3 separate regions of the Mus musculus genome follow, and regions 1 and 3 are each linked to region 2. The links are chromatin loops, found by intact Hi-C in ENCODE. Cell type or tissue: heart. All regions are shown on one strand.

The links. Peaks named below come from ENCODE experiments on the same cell type or tissue, not always from the same donor. Only the 100,000 strongest peaks of a DNase experiment are listed, where the experiment ranks them.
Region 1: a loop joins it to region 2, with 2.8 times the contacts of the local background. A loop is called at or near these places in 10 of 42 quality-filtered maps.
Region 3: a loop joins it to region 2, with 9 times the contacts of the local background. A loop is called at or near these places in 23 of 42 quality-filtered maps.

What each region holds. Positions count from the first base shown.
Region 1 is chr6:145,663,152-145,668,151 of GRCm38, forward strand. No RefSeq gene overlaps it. Among named protein-coding and RNA genes, the nearest start is that of Tuba3b, 50 kb to the left of the region's middle. In heart, a CTCF peak has its summit at 2,815 (motif pointing left); no DNase peak of the experiment used is centred here; H3K27ac peaks cover 417 bases.
Region 2 is chr6:145,790,829-145,795,828 of GRCm38, forward strand. All of the region lies in intron 1 of Rassf8 (Ras association (RalGDS/AF-6) domain family (N-terminal) member 8), which reads left to right. Among named protein-coding and RNA genes, the nearest start is that of Gm15704, 45 kb to the left of the region's middle. In heart, CTCF peaks have their summits at 2,650 (motif pointing left) and 4,047; a DNase peak (open chromatin) is centred at 2,573; H3K27ac peaks cover 1,116 bases.
Region 3 is chr6:145,357,578-145,362,577 of GRCm38, forward strand. No RefSeq gene overlaps it. Among named protein-coding and RNA genes, the nearest start is that of Gm38926, 12 kb to the left of the region's middle. In heart, a CTCF peak has its summit at 2,659 (motif pointing right); no DNase peak of the experiment used is centred here; H3K27ac peaks cover 1,042 bases; H3K27me3 peaks cover 960 bases.

The sequences.
Region 1 (5,000 bases), 130 kb before region 2:
GAGTGGGTGAAATTCACTCCTTAAGGTAATGTATGTAAATGTGCGTGATGAATTGATGGCTCTAATTTAAGGTATGGCTGGGGCTGGGTGAAAGCGGTTTCATTGTCATGGTGTTGTGGTGCTTTTAAGGAGCCAACAGTGAAAGCCATTACTTGTCTTTAGTATTTGTGTACCAACATATTTAATATTTGATTATAAAGACGTTAGGTGATTGGCTCAGCGGTTAAGACTGTGTCATGTTCTTCCAGAGGACCCAGGTTCTACCCCCAGTACCCAGGTCAGGTAGCCTCTAACTCCCAATCCAGGAGATCCAAGACCTCTGGTCTCTAAGGGCAGCTGCACTCAGGTGAGTGAGCACACAGAGAGAGAGAGAGAGAGAGAGAGACAGACAGACAGACAGACAGACAGACAGACAGACAGACAGACAGGCAGACAGAGAGACTTTTTAAATGAGGCAAATCTTGAGCTGGGCCTGTGGCTCATGCCTTTACTCAACACTCAGGAAGCAGAGGCAAGAGGATCTCTGCAAGTTCCAGGCCAGCCATGACTACATAGTGAGGCCTTTGTCTCAAAAAACAAAAATGGGGTAACATGATCTACCAAATACAGAAAAGGTTTAACTTCTCATAGGAGAAAAAAACTTAGCAGAACTCTTTGTATGTGAAATTTAACAGGAGTGACCAGAAGGCCACCCCAGCTTTAATCTCGTCCACAGTTCAATGGGGACTAAGGATGGATTGCTGCTGAGAGCAACCGTGTTCTCTTGGAATATCTCTGTGAACAAACAGCCACAGGGTAATGGGGGGGGCAGGCTTTGATTTTCCAGCCATGCTTGGATCTGAGCTTTAGAAGGATCCCCCACATGTCGCAAACTGTGAGTGTGATATCAGGGGAACTGACCCATATAGTATGGCATAAAAATTACACCCCATGTTACAAACTAGACAGACTCTGGGGCTGGTGAGCAGCAGCCAGTGTGTCCTGGGATCCCATGTGTAGTGTGGGGGCGGGGAGAGGAGGAAGAAGGAGAGGAAGAAGAGGAAGAAGAGAAAGAACAGGCAACACTGTGGGCAGAGCCTGAACTCCGTGTGGCCAACTTCAGACTTTATAAGACGAGCAGTGAATGCAGCCTGCATGTCTGCATCTGCTTCCCTTGCCTGGAGCCTGGAGTTAATCAGATGGACTGCATTTATCTTGCAGGGTTATTGAGTTCCAGACACATAATTAACAGATTGGTGCTGAGTAAGGAGAAGAGGAGACCCCAGAGGACAGAGCTGGGAAAGCCAGTGCAGGGGGCAGGGCAGGCAAAGAAACAAATTGCCCCTGGAGCACCTTGAAGTCACCCATGCTGCCACAGCAGTCGGCTGGCACATGCTCACAACCACACGGATGGGCCACATGTCAGCTGACTTTCAAGATCTGGCCATGTGGCAATGGACAAGACGCCACTGAACTGATATCAAGACACGTCAGCAAGTTTTAATCATAAAGAAAAAGCAAAATAAAATGACCATGATTTGAAGATGTTTTCCCTAAATTGCCTGGTCTGGCTCTCTTTCACTCGGAAGAATTCTGTTTAAATATCTCAATCTGCAACGGGCCCTTAACTTCAAGAATCTGGAAAGTGGGCTGGAGAGATGGCTCAGTGGTTAAGAGCACTGACTGTTCTTCTAGAGGTCCTGAGTTCAATTCCCAGCAACCACGTGGTGACTTGCAACCATCTGTCATGGGATCAGATGCTTTCTTCTGGTGTGTCTGAAGAGAGCAACAGTGTACTCACATAAAATAAATAAGTAAGCCTTTTTTAAAAAAATAATCTGGAAAGAAGTAAGGTCATTTTCACAATTTGTTTGATGAAACTGTAGCATCTCCCGGTCTTTACCTCAAAATATTAGACACCATTGGGCCGAGGAGATGATGGAGAGAGTGCTTCACAGTCAGTGTGGGGGCCTGAGTTTGGATACCCAGAATCCTAAAAGCTTGGCAAACAGAGCAGCCTGTGGTCCCAGCAGCCAGGAGGCAAAGACAGAGAACCTTGGGGAAGCTGCCTACCTAGACGAGCCGAAACAGAAACAGTAAGCTACGGGGTCAGCAAGAGCCACTGAGAAAAGAAAAGTGCACCATGCATACACACACGTGCACACACCAGATGCATGAGCACACAAAAAGATAAAACACCAGCCTGTGCAGTGCCTGGTCCTAACGCCTGCTGGGGTCCTGCTTTCCAGCCAGTTATCTCCCTGAAGGAGTTATTTCTGGGAAGAAGAAAAAAAAAAAATCCCAGATCAGCAAATTAAATTCTTGATGTGAAAAATATCCACTATCATGAGAAGTTAGAGTTCTTCATAAGACATCACATCTACAGTGTTCAGATTGGAGACAAGAGAATCAAATCTGACTTCCCACCTTCCCACTCCAGTGGCAAAGGCGGCTTCCTGTCACCTCTTCCCTCAGAGTCGACGGGTTTTCTTGTACTCAGCCGACTGCCCACTATGGTCACCCTGGAAGCAAGTAAAACATTCTGGCATCTGACTCTCATGAAAAGATAATAAGTCAACTGAGGCCATGTGCTGCCCCACCTGCCAGACAAGGTTCTTCCGCTGACCCAGCCTCAAAGCACTTTGGTTAGAAAGTACTTGGGTACATTTTACAAAAATAGAAACATTCCCTCTTGATTTTCAGCAGTTTAAAAACAATCAAGTATAGAAGTGGAGAGACCACTCTGAGGTTACACTGACTTGAACCCTGGCTCAGGTCCCTGCGACTGTGTGGCTGCTCATGATCATGGTAACTCCAGCCTCAGGGGATTCAGCGCCCTCTACTGGCCTCCTCAGCTACCTGCCATTCATGCCGCACATACACACAGGAAGACATACATACTCTCATGCATGTAAATAAGAATATTTTTAATCTGCATGACTAAATTAAAATTTCAGCCACAACTGACAACCATGTTGTCTCTTGTTGAAAACATTGTAGAGCATGGGGAGGTGAGAGGACAGGGGAGGGAAGCTGTCCCAGCGGGATTGTTCAGTAAGCCTTAGGTATCTATCCATCAGTATGATATAGATAATGCTAGATGTTCTGCCTACACTGGTGGGTGACAGGAGATGTCAGTGTAAGTGGTTTAATCAAGACTTGTGCTCGGTGTCATAATATGGCTGGAGGGGCCCCTTCCCTGTTACCCTTCCTGAAGGTTTTCTAGAAGTTTTTACTTTCCCGTTTGCCTTTGGTTGTTTATTTTAGTCAATATCATTGCATAGTGCAGTTTCTTTTTGTTTGTCTTCTTCAAAGTTTTGCATTTATCATGTCCTTAGCTCCGGGAGGAGGGCATGCGTGCCACGGCATGTAAGTGGAGATCATGGGATTAGAACGGAGCGTCAAGCTTTGAGAGCAAGAACCTTCACCCACAAAGCCACCTCACCAGCCTTGTCTTGTTTTTGTTTTACTTTGCTTGTTTCTGAGATAAGGCTCTTACCATGTAACTCTGGCTGACCTTGAACTTGTCATGGCCTCAGACTCACAGCAATCCACCTGCCTCAGCCTCCCAAGCTCAGCTCATAGGCACATGCCACAACCCTGGCTCAATATTTCTAAATTAAAGCAGTGAGCACTCCCTGTTACACTGGGTCCCTGTCATCATGCCTTTTCTCAGAGGTGATGGCTGTCATGGGTTCTTGCAGGCATTCCTGGTTCTCATACAGACATTTTAGTGACTATGAAAACAGACAACCACACACTTTCTTGTTTCAGTTTTACCAAGGTGCACCCTGCTGGGTATCCAGTTTTTCAATCCGTTTTCATCCAGCGAGTAGGTCACACCCGTTCAGCTGGCAGGCTCCAGCAGATGCCCAGCTGAGAACCCGTTGCTGCAGACGCTTGAGCCGAGGGCTCTTTGGGCACATAGCGGAAGAGCCACTAATTTTGCTCCGTGGCAAGTTCAACACCAAACATGTCTGTTGTCTCCATCCTGTTGTAGGCTGGCTGGTGTATGCCTGTGGCTTTCTTTCGAGGTATATCTTCCCGCTGGGTAGAATGTTACACCCTCCCTCCTGTTGAGATTCAATTATTAATTATTGATTTGGTGCACATACAGGATAAGCTGTCTTATAGTGATGTACCCACCGAGGCTTGCCACATTACCTCAGATTGTGTGTATGCAAGTGCAGGGGAATTCATTTGTATTTACTTCCAGTGTGGTTTTGCAGGTATTGGTGTTTGTCTTAGTTAGGGTTTTCATTGCTCTGAAGAGACACCATGATAAGCTAACTCTTATAAAGGAAACGATTCAATTGGGGCTAGCTTACAGTTTTAGAGGTTCACTCCATTATCATCATGGCAGGAAGCTTGGCAGTGTACAGGCAGACACGGTGCAGGAATAGGAGCTGAGAGTTCTACATCTTGAGCAGCAGGCAGCCAGAAGGAGACTGTCTTCTGCACTGGATGGGGTCTGAGCATAGGAGATTTCAACGTGTGTCACCTACACAGTGACATACTTCTTCCATCAAGGCCACACCTCCTGAGTGCCACTCCCTATGGGCTTTCAATCACGTGAGTCAGTCAGTGGGGGCCAAACCTGTTCTAACCACCACTGTTCACGAGAGTCACTGAGAACCACTTTCAGAGTTCTTCTCCACTGTGCCTTGGAAGCATCAACATCATGACCTCATCTGGAATTCCTGCTGCTTCCTCCACAGTCTTATTTGAGTGGTCAGCTGACCTCGGGGGGAAATCACATTTTCTCCTCCCAGATCCATGGAGCCTAGCCAGGCTCCAAACCTTCCAGAAGCTGCTCTGTCAATCAAACATCCCATGAACCCCCAATAACAAAGAAACAATGAAAACATGATTAACACCCTACCACATGCCTGTCTAAGAACCCACAGCCTCTGGAGATGTTCCCCTAACATTTTGTATCTTTCTGTTGTTCACAAACAATTTGCCAGTTTCCCAGCTTTATTAACCAATTAATCCAACAAGTATTTCTTTGGTACCCAGAA
Region 2 (5,000 bases):
AAACAAAACCAGAAGAAACTACCTATAATTAAAAAAAAAAAAAAGCAAGCAAGGCAGTGGTGGCCCACACCTTTAATCCCAGCACTTGGGAGGCAGAGGCAGGTGGATTTCTGAGTTCTAGGCCAGCCTGGTCTACAGAGTGAGTTCCAGGACAGCCAGGACTACACAGAGAAACCCTGTCTTGAAAAACAAAAAACAAACAAACAAACAAAAAACAAGAGCAGACACTATGATACAACGATAAACTAATGAAAACCATCATCACCACTGATACCCACATAGAAGTGACTCAGCCACTTTGAAAACCAGTCTGACAGTTCCTCAGTGTGGGAGTGTAAGGCCCTGCGGTGCTCCTGACTGTGTGTCCAAGTGCAGCACACAGTCCCATGTAAAACTGCACAGAGGTGCTCCTGACAGCCACACAGTGCCAGCGTGGAACACTTAGTGGTGAATGGCAACAGGTTTTCTATGTGTCGTAGCACAGATGAACATGGCAAGTGTTGTGCTAAGTCACAGAAGCTGGTCACGGAAAGCACATGCTGCTAGATCCGTTTCCATCCGGATGGCCCTTATGACACAGGAGGCAGTGCAGCACTGTGAGCCATTATTGCTAAGACGGAGATAAATTACAACATAAAGAGGTTGAGCCATGAATCAAGTTGTATGTTTTAAAATGTTTCAGCCCCTGCTTCACCCCACTGCCCCCAAATTCAGCAGGTTATGGCTATTTTCATCTTCGCAAAGCCTCGTCTAGGGCTGTCATGGCAAGTGGCAAGAGGGCACTCATAGGTTTGAGGCTTTGGGGACCAGGGAATGAGGACAGTCCCAAACTGATTGTGGTAATTGTTACACAATCAACTTATGCTGATTAAATGAAATGTTAGTGAACCTGAGGAACAAACTAGATAATGCGGACAATTCACTGCGCTACACTTTAAGCAAGAAAGACTGAAGGGCTGCAGGCCCCCGAGGAGGATCCTGGGACACGAACAAACATCGGTTATGTTTTTAGGATTCACAGCTTAAGCCCACTTAAATGACTAACTTGCCAGTTAGGAGTTCAGACCTTCACAGATAAGAGGCTGCTGCTGAGGGTTCTGACGGCCTTGGAGCAGAGAACTTCCTGGAAATCAGATTTATAAGCCATTAATCATTAGTATAAATCTAACTTTTATCAAGGACCTATTGTACATCAATTAAGGTTTATCAGCCACATCCCTATCAGCGACCACATCCCTAGTAGTGGAAGCCACCAGAAGGAAGGACAGAGGCAAGTAGACCTGGCGATTCTGTAGACATGCTTAACCCTTGAGGGAGCATCCTCAAGTGGAGGCTGGGGAGGACCAGACAGATGGGAGAAGGCATAGGAGGAGGGATGAGCAGTCAGGACAGGAGAGCACAGAGGAGAGGCCAGAACATTGATGCTGTGGGGTCATCCCAAGAGGAAGATACTTCAGGAAACGTGAGGGAAGGGCACACAGGAGGCACAGCCTGCAGCACACAGTTCTTGGTGACACTGTCAGCTGTGTTATCTGAGGAGAGATGGAGATAAATTATGAGGCAGAACTGTCAATGGGAATTGTGTGTTTAAAGTGTTCGTGCTGCACTCTGCTCCATTCCCCAAGTCAGCAATGATTTTATTTCCTCAAAGCCTCTCCTACTTTCTGGATGTTTTCAGTGAACATACTTTACTTTTGCAGTAGAGGAAGTTGTTTTAGGAATCCAAGGTTACACTGATGTGCAATACCCTTGTCAATGTCCCGGATACAATACTCCAAACAGGGCTTCATGAAGAAACGGCTCGCTCTCTATCACACTCCTTCTTTATGTTTTTGTGGTGAAACAAGGAACTGTTGTCAGGGTTAAACCCCTTGCTAACCAAGGCGTCTTTCCTGAATTGTTCCTTGTCATCGAGAAGCACTGTAGATCGTCCTTGAGCTTCCTGCTTGCAGCCAGATCTAGGCCTCCCCTGAAACAGTGCAGTAGACTTGTCTCACCCTTCGTAAGATGGGTGGGATATTTGGCTGAAGGCGCAGTGATAGACTAAGCTGGCTTTTGTTTTGCTTTGGTTTGGTTTTGAGATGGGGTTTAGCTATTCAACTCAGGCTGCTTTCAGAAATGTGAATTGTCTCAGCTTACATCCCACACTCCTGTGCTCTGAATCACACCACCAGTGCCCACCAGTGCCCACCAGTGCCCACCAGTGCCCACCAGTGCAGGCTCTTCCTTCTATTTGGTTTCATATATGTGGAGCCCTGAAGCAGCCCTGGCTACTTTACACTTCTATGAAGCAATATTAAACATCACTGCAGTCTTTAGCTGAGGAATGCCTGGGAGTGGCCATATTTATACAGTAAGAACTCTGGATAGCCCTTCCAACTCTGCCTTACATCTTACTAGCTTGGCAGCTATTCCACAGATCTCTATTGCCAGGAAAGTATTCCACAGCCTCTCCTCTGCCCTCAGTGATGGACTTAAGTCTGTTAGTCTCTGGTGCTGGTTCCTGTCTTCTGCTCTCTGCTGCCTGCGGTAAGGGGTGGGGAGATCTACCCTCACATCTTTCATTCCTCTAACCAGCGGCTGGGAGAGCCTTGCCAGTGTTGTCTTGCATCTTTCTAATAGGGAAGAGTGACCTCTGGTGGCTAAAACCATAAGCCCCAAAGTAACAAAAAAGCTCAGGTCACCTCTGCTTAATGTCCCCTCACTTCAGACTGTGTCAGGCACACATTCCACATCCGTGAATGTCTCTGGCTACATGTTTACCGGCTGTATCTCTTGTTACTACCACACATGCCCTGCATGCATAGTCAGCCTTAACTCCAGACCCCAGGTAGTATTCAGCTGGCACTCCTGTTTAGTGATAAATCCTTAAACCTCAATAACTTAACATGTTTGTTGGTTTGTTTGTTTTACCTGTTGACTAGAGAGCTACACTGTCTGATTCATACTCTAGCTGCAGCCTGTCTGCCCCAGCTGTCTGGCAGGTACCGGGCGGCATCCTCAGCTTGGTTGGTGTGCCATTAATGCAGCCTGGTTGTCTGGCAGTTGTGGGCTCACATCAGTCTTTCAATGTCTAATTTCTTGTGGCTCACTTTTTAAATGAGCGGTGTTAGTAACTTACAAGGAGGCCCAGACTGCTGAAAACAGAGATGAAAATAAATTCAAGTAGCAACAAAGTAAAGGGCAGCATTGCCTGTGGGTTACAGATTATCCTATAGAATGTGTGAATGGCTCATCCTTTTGTGAGAATGAAGGTCAGTGGTATGGGTGGTTTATACTTAATGTTAAAATCATTCTTAGTTTTTCCCTGTGATTAAAAGATTGTCTTATTCAAAAGATGAGAAAAACATCTTTGATTAAAAGCCATGGGGTCTAAGACATTTCTGTGGAAATATATATCCACATTGTTTCCATTTCACAGTCCTAGAGGGGGACTCAGGGCCCACATGCTTACACTTTATTTCTGTTTTAAGAAAGCTCTAGCAGGGTTCAGGAACTGGCTTTTAAAATTTACCTGTCTAGGTAAGATACAGCATTGGGTGTTTTTCACACACAGATTGTCTGTGCAGACTGCAACTCTCATGGAACAGTACTGACCCCATCGCAAAATTCCAGGCTGTCATTGAGAAACAGAAACTCCCATGGTAGCTGCTTGCAATAGAAAAGCATCATTTGAGTGAGAAATATTTCTTTTAAAAGCTAGTGGTGATTCTGAATTTGAATTTTCTCTAAAATTCAGTTCCAGTAGGTAAGTAGCTCTGGAGTTGAGCCTGGAACAAAACCTCAAGAATGCATTTCCTCCTCATGAAGCATGGGTGGTTATCAGGATCAGCTGTGTATTATAAAATACAACCCATAATACCACAAAAAGGTGGTCATCCCAGATGCCAGGACATACTTACTATGTTACTGGACCATTAGCCACTCCTCTGATACCTAAGACATAGTAACTTCCTAAGTGTGTTTTCAGTATTTTAATAGTGTTTTGTAGAAATACAGTATTTCAGTGCCCTTTTGTAACCTAAAGAGAGAGACTGCAGTTTCCAGTGCCGCCAGAAGGGGCGCCAGTCTTCTGCTACTGGAGTTAGAGGCAGTGTGAGACACAGCGCATGGGTGCTGGGAACCAAAGGATTCTCTGAAGAGCAGCAAGTACCCTTAACCATGGAGCCATGTCTCCAGCTCCTACGAGTGTCTGTATTAAGGTTCAGTGCTACAGAAGTGATCTGTAAGGTGCCAGGATGAGAGAGCGGCAGTGTCAGATACATTGCAGAGGCAACAGCAGCTATAGTTATGTACAGGTAATGCAATTTAGAACCTTGTTGTTGCCAGGAAGGATGGTCAGAGGTGTTGTAAACTAAAAGACAGCCTGCAGGTGCCTACCCAGTGGGAATGAGAGGTCAGATCTGGGAAAACTTCAGTAAGTACAGAGTACTTCACTTCAGCAGCAGCCGCAAGCCTGCGTTCAAAAGGTTTCCGACTTCTTGAAGCATTCTTACTCAGCAATGTCGAGAAACCCTGGGCATGTGCTTTGGGACCTTCACCTGCCTTACGTGCCTTCCTCTATTATGGGCCTCGTGTGTGTAATCACATGCAAGTGGTTTTTAGTGAGACATCTTTCTGTGTTTAATTTAAATACCTTGCTCCTGTGTGAGCAGCCTTGGGAAATTTGTGATGGAGCCTTCTCATGTCATGGGAAAAGAGTGACCAATAGTTTTAGGATACTTGGACATTTTATATGTGGAAACCGTCTAGATGAAGTTTCCACTCCATTGCTTCTTTGCAGTGCCCTTCTTCTGACACAATATCTGGCTCTATCAGTCTCAGCATCCCTTGTGATGGTGTGCTCATTGTCATGTGCTGACTTCTAAAGTCTTTCAGGAAGTTTGATACTGTGTATGTTATCTTTTTCATAAAAGAAAGTAGGAGAAATTTGGGTTATTAATGTACCTGAGGGCTATTAAGTCTGCATCACATACATTTATAGAAGATTGTTGAAAATC
Region 3 (5,000 bases), 430 kb before region 2:
AAAAAATATTTTTAAACATACAACCACACAAGCACATACACAGCCGTGCGTGGTTCAGAACACAGGCCCACCACTGTTTATGAAGCAGACTACCTATTTTTAAGAATATTTTTGGACACCATGCTATACGATAGCAAAAGTCTGGTCTGCATTTCTTCTGGCAGCTTGCCTTCTTCTGGGGGAGGCATATTTGGAAATGGATTCTGGTTTTTGATTCTTACATTTTGAGAGTAGTCCTGGTATTAAGGAAATAATATGGCTATTTCCCATTTCTGCCATATCATCAGGGTGTTTGGTGGAAGTCTCTGTCATATTTTCCAGTCTGTCTGGGAGCATACAATATTCACAATTCATTTTGTTGAAGAGGAGATTCTGTTTAATGCCAATAAATATGCATGACTGTTTGGAGAGAGGAGTGTCAAGATGTGAGAGCAGATAGAACTCTGGAGACAATTCAGGACGGTGGCATGTGGGTGCCATGTCCCCGACCTCATCTACACACATGTCAAGGCTGAGAAGGAGCCTGGACGCCGTCTCTTTGAAAATCCATCACCGCAACATTTTCAAAGGCAGATTAGAAACAGATGGAAAAAACAGTTTATTTTATTTGGAAAATCGGATTCCCTTCTGGGAGACCTAGGGCAACAAACATCAGGATCTGGCTCTGCTCACATTTCCTGGCTCACTCTGAGACTGGAATATACGGTTAAGGATGGTTCAAGAAAATATGTGTGTGTGTGTGTAAAGAGAGAGAGACAGACAGGCCGACAGAGACAGACACACACAGACAGCAACAGAGAGACAGACAGGCACACGCACACATACACACACACACACACACAAACACACACACACACACAAACACACACACACACAGAGAGACAGAGAGAGAGAGAGAGAGACAGACAGACAGAGAGAAAGAGACAGACAGACAGACTGACAGAGACAGACAGCGACAGAGAGACAGACAGGCACACACATACATACACACACACACACACACACACAGAGACAGAGCGAGAGACAGACAGACAGACAGACCGACAGAGACAGACAGACAGCGACAGAGAGACAGACAGGCACACACACACACACACAGAGAGAGAGAGAGAGAGAGAGAGAGAGGGAGAGAGAGAGGGAGAGAGAGAGAGAGAACCACCTGGAGTCAGAAGGCATGGGATTCTCTGGATTAGGAGTTACAGGCAGTTGTGAGCCACACAAAGTTGGTGCCAGGAACCAAACTCAGGTCCCCTGGAAGAGCAGCGACCAGTCTTAATGGCGGAACCATCTTTTCAGCCCTAGACCTTTTCTGATCTGGTCACACCATGGTGAGCAAACAAGAAACATGATTCTTGTGTCCCTCTAATCAGGACTTTGGGCTGTAGCTAATGCCTTCCGTGGTTTAGACCTAACTTAGGATCTTGTGATTCATTTAACTGTCATGTCTCTCGAGTCTCCCCTCCTGTGGTTCAACTCTAGCCTTCCTTTCTCTTTGATGACCTTGGCATTTTGGAAAGGACAAGCCAATTATTTTGCAGACTCTCTTTCACTTCGTGTCAGAAGTTTCCTCATGGTTAGATTCAGTTTATGTGTTTTGGCAAAAATGCCTCATAAAGAATGCGTTCTTCTTAGGGTATCGGTCTAGAATGTGAGTGGAACCTGTCTGTCCAAGCACTAAGGACATTCTCTTTGATTGCTAGACGGTGTGTTGCTTAATAACTTTTGCTCCTATAAAGTACAATTTTCAGGAGTTTCTTTAGGGCCAGGGCTTGAAGATGATTCTAGACCAAGGATGTCCCCCTGTAGTGAAAGAGTGTCCAATTCTGTCCAACATGACAGCCAGTGAGTGACACGTTTTGGGCACTTATGACAAAGGGTGCTATTGAAGACATCAAAGGGGGTACAGTCGGAATGTCAGAATGCTCATAAAACAGCCTGTATGTACCAACATCTCCTAAAACAGACAAGTACTGTGCTTTGGATCTTTGGACCAGGGGCTTAGGGCAGAGAACCATGTTCAGAGCTGAAGCCTCAGAGCTCATGGCCCAGCGGTTGCCTGGCGTTAGAGTGGCGCCCGGGAAGCCACCTCCCATCTTTATTTCAGAAGTAGCTGCTCTAGAAGCTCTAGGCAGAGCCAGGGTTAGCGCGACTTCATTCTGTAACCCGGGCTGTAGCCTGTTGTGATGACTGCTTTTTGCGGGGGTGGGGGTCGGGGGAGGGGAGCGTCTGAATCATTCTAAGAAAATGGGGCTTGGTTTGTTCGATGAGTTGGGGCCAGGTGAGATCCTGCAAGAACACTGTGTTGTTCTTGGAAGTGATTAAGGTTGAAGCACAAGTTCGGGGAGAACGATTGTATCCCTCATAAAAGTGGATTCTGTTCGTTTTAAGGTACACAATAGAAGCTGTGGCCCAGACTCGCCCCAAAGGCAGCCTCGAGGGCATTTACACGCACAGATGGGCATGCACTCAGGAGAGCCACTAAGGAAAGCTGACGTTGAAACGCCCACGTCTTAAGCTATCTGCTGTGAACCTCTGCAAAGATTCATTTTTTTTCTTGCCAAATATAGCATTCAGTTACCAAGTGGAATTGTAAAAGTTTACGTTTTCATGAAAATTCCGGTAATGTTTTTTCCCTCCTCCACCAACGTCTTCTCAGTTCACCACTAGAGGGCACTGTTGGCAGTGAGATCAACAGGAAGGAAGCAGAAAATTGTCTAGTGTTTCTTTGTTGTGTGTGTTTTAAATAACTTTAAATTACTTCCTTTCCGTCAGTAAATAAAAACGGAAATTTAAAAGCTACTCTACTTACAGTTTATATGGACTTGTGTTTCCACTCACCTCAGATACATACAAACCTTGAGTGTACTCCATTAACAAAATAAATAAATCATTGTAAAATGTAGTTCCAATTTCTCCCAAATGCTTCCTTTCCCCAGGCACCTCGCACACTCCTGTACATCCTGTTTGGAATGTTTCCCGCACTTGGAAACGCCTTAGTTGGTTTTTTTTTTTTGTTTGTTTGTTTGTTTTGTTTTGTTTTGTTTTAATTTCTGAGCCGGTTAAACAATTTTACTTTCCCAATCACACTTTCCTGTCATTTGCTTCCAGACCCCAGAGCAGCGAGGGATCTTTCTGGTATCTAGCTTAAGCTATTTATTTCCCGTGTACCATATATACATATTCTGCACGCACACACATGCACAGGAAAGCACATTCCATGTCTCCATTTAGAGGTTACAGAGGTGGCAAGCGTGTCTGCATTCTGAGGGCGCATCCAAAGCTGCTGTCTAGCCATAAGCTTCATGCTTTTGAGGAAAACCTCAACGATGACTCCAGGGGCAATCTCTGCCTCCTTTCAGTGAATGCTGGGCCGTGTCACCATCCTTCAGGCTCACACATTAGCCCCGTAGCAGGCTCTAACACAGGCTCACACAGGTTCTGCTTGGATTTAGTTCTAGGAATTGGCCTGAGGACTGGAGGGAGACTGCTGGTTGGTCTATCGGCCACAGGTAGGGAACGACTTCTGTAGAATCTTCCAGAACAGTGGAAGTGCTGGTGCTTACTAGATTTCCTACGTTACTTTCTGTTACTGCGATAGCACCCTGACTAAGTCAACCTGAGGCTGGAGCTGAAGCGGAGGCCATGCAGGAGCGCTGCCACTGGCTGCTCACTGGCTCACATTCAGCTACCTTTCTGACCTGGATGGACTGCCTGCCTAGAGATGGTGCCGCCCACAGTGGGCGGGGCCTTCCTCCAACAACTAGCAATCAAGAAAATGCCCTGCAAACACTCCCACAGGCCAATCTGATGGAGGCGATTTCTCAACTGAAGCTCCCTTCCCCCAGCCTCTCTAAGTTTGTGTCAGGTTGGCAGGTGAAGCTATGACATTAGGTAGGGACACAGAAGCCACAGGAAACTGCAGAGTCAGCATCCATCCAGGCCCCCTCCCCCAATCAGGGCTGTCATTGTCCCTCACACTTGCTCTGCAGCAAACTCACATGGCCCTGGAGTTCTGAGTCCCTTAGATCTCGTGCCCGACTCACAACTCCTCTCGCTGCCTTTCCACTACAGGCAAAATGAGCGCCCTGTGAGTGAGCAGTGGTGTCGTCTGGAACTCCAGCTTTGCAATACACCGCAACAACAGCTCACCACTCACGGTGGTTCAGGGCAAAACTTAGCAGCGGCTGCTTCTGCTACCCCAGGGCATCTTTTCCTGTATGCCCGGATTGCCATCTCTGCCACCACAATCTCCTCCAGTGGATTACTTTCTCAAGTTGCTACTGGACCTGCAACTGTAAAGTCCAAGTTGCCAAGGCCTTCCAGGACTTAGCTGCAGCCTATCTAGTAACCAGGATGCCATTAGCTTCCCCTACACGATGGCACTGGAGCCAATCCCAAGTCTCCACGAGGCTGTGTGTTCCTCCAACCACCTGTTAGCCAGATCCCTCCTCTCAGCTGAGGATGGCAAGATGGCATTAAATAGGCTAATATTTGTATGAGAGTAAGCCATCACTGTAAGAAACGAGGGTCAATGAATATTTTGGGCCAAAGGTAAAACTGTTTTAAACATCACGGACCACGTGTGTACCGCCCACCCAGCATTTAAAAACTCAAAGTGAAGCTGAGTTCATGCGGTCGGCCGCAGACTAGATTTCGTTCCTGTGAGCTTTAGTTTGTCAGCCTTTGAATGAGAGGTAAGAGGGGAGATCTGTGGGAGGCTGGAAAAAGCTCCAGAGTCCACCCGGGCTTGAATACACGAGGGACAGAGCGAGGGAAGTTTCTGGAAGCATGCTTGATCATCTGTGAAGGCCTGAGGAAGGCTGTCAGGGAGTGCTCGAGCCCAGACCAGCTGTCGTTTTGACAGCTCTGGAGAACAGGATTGTGATCCTTTCGAATAAATACGTGTCCACCTTCCTTCATCAGAGCAGGGCTTCGAATGTTTTCTGTTCATGACCCTTTCTTGTCTGAGAAACTTTTGCTACCCTGTGTGTATAAGCAGA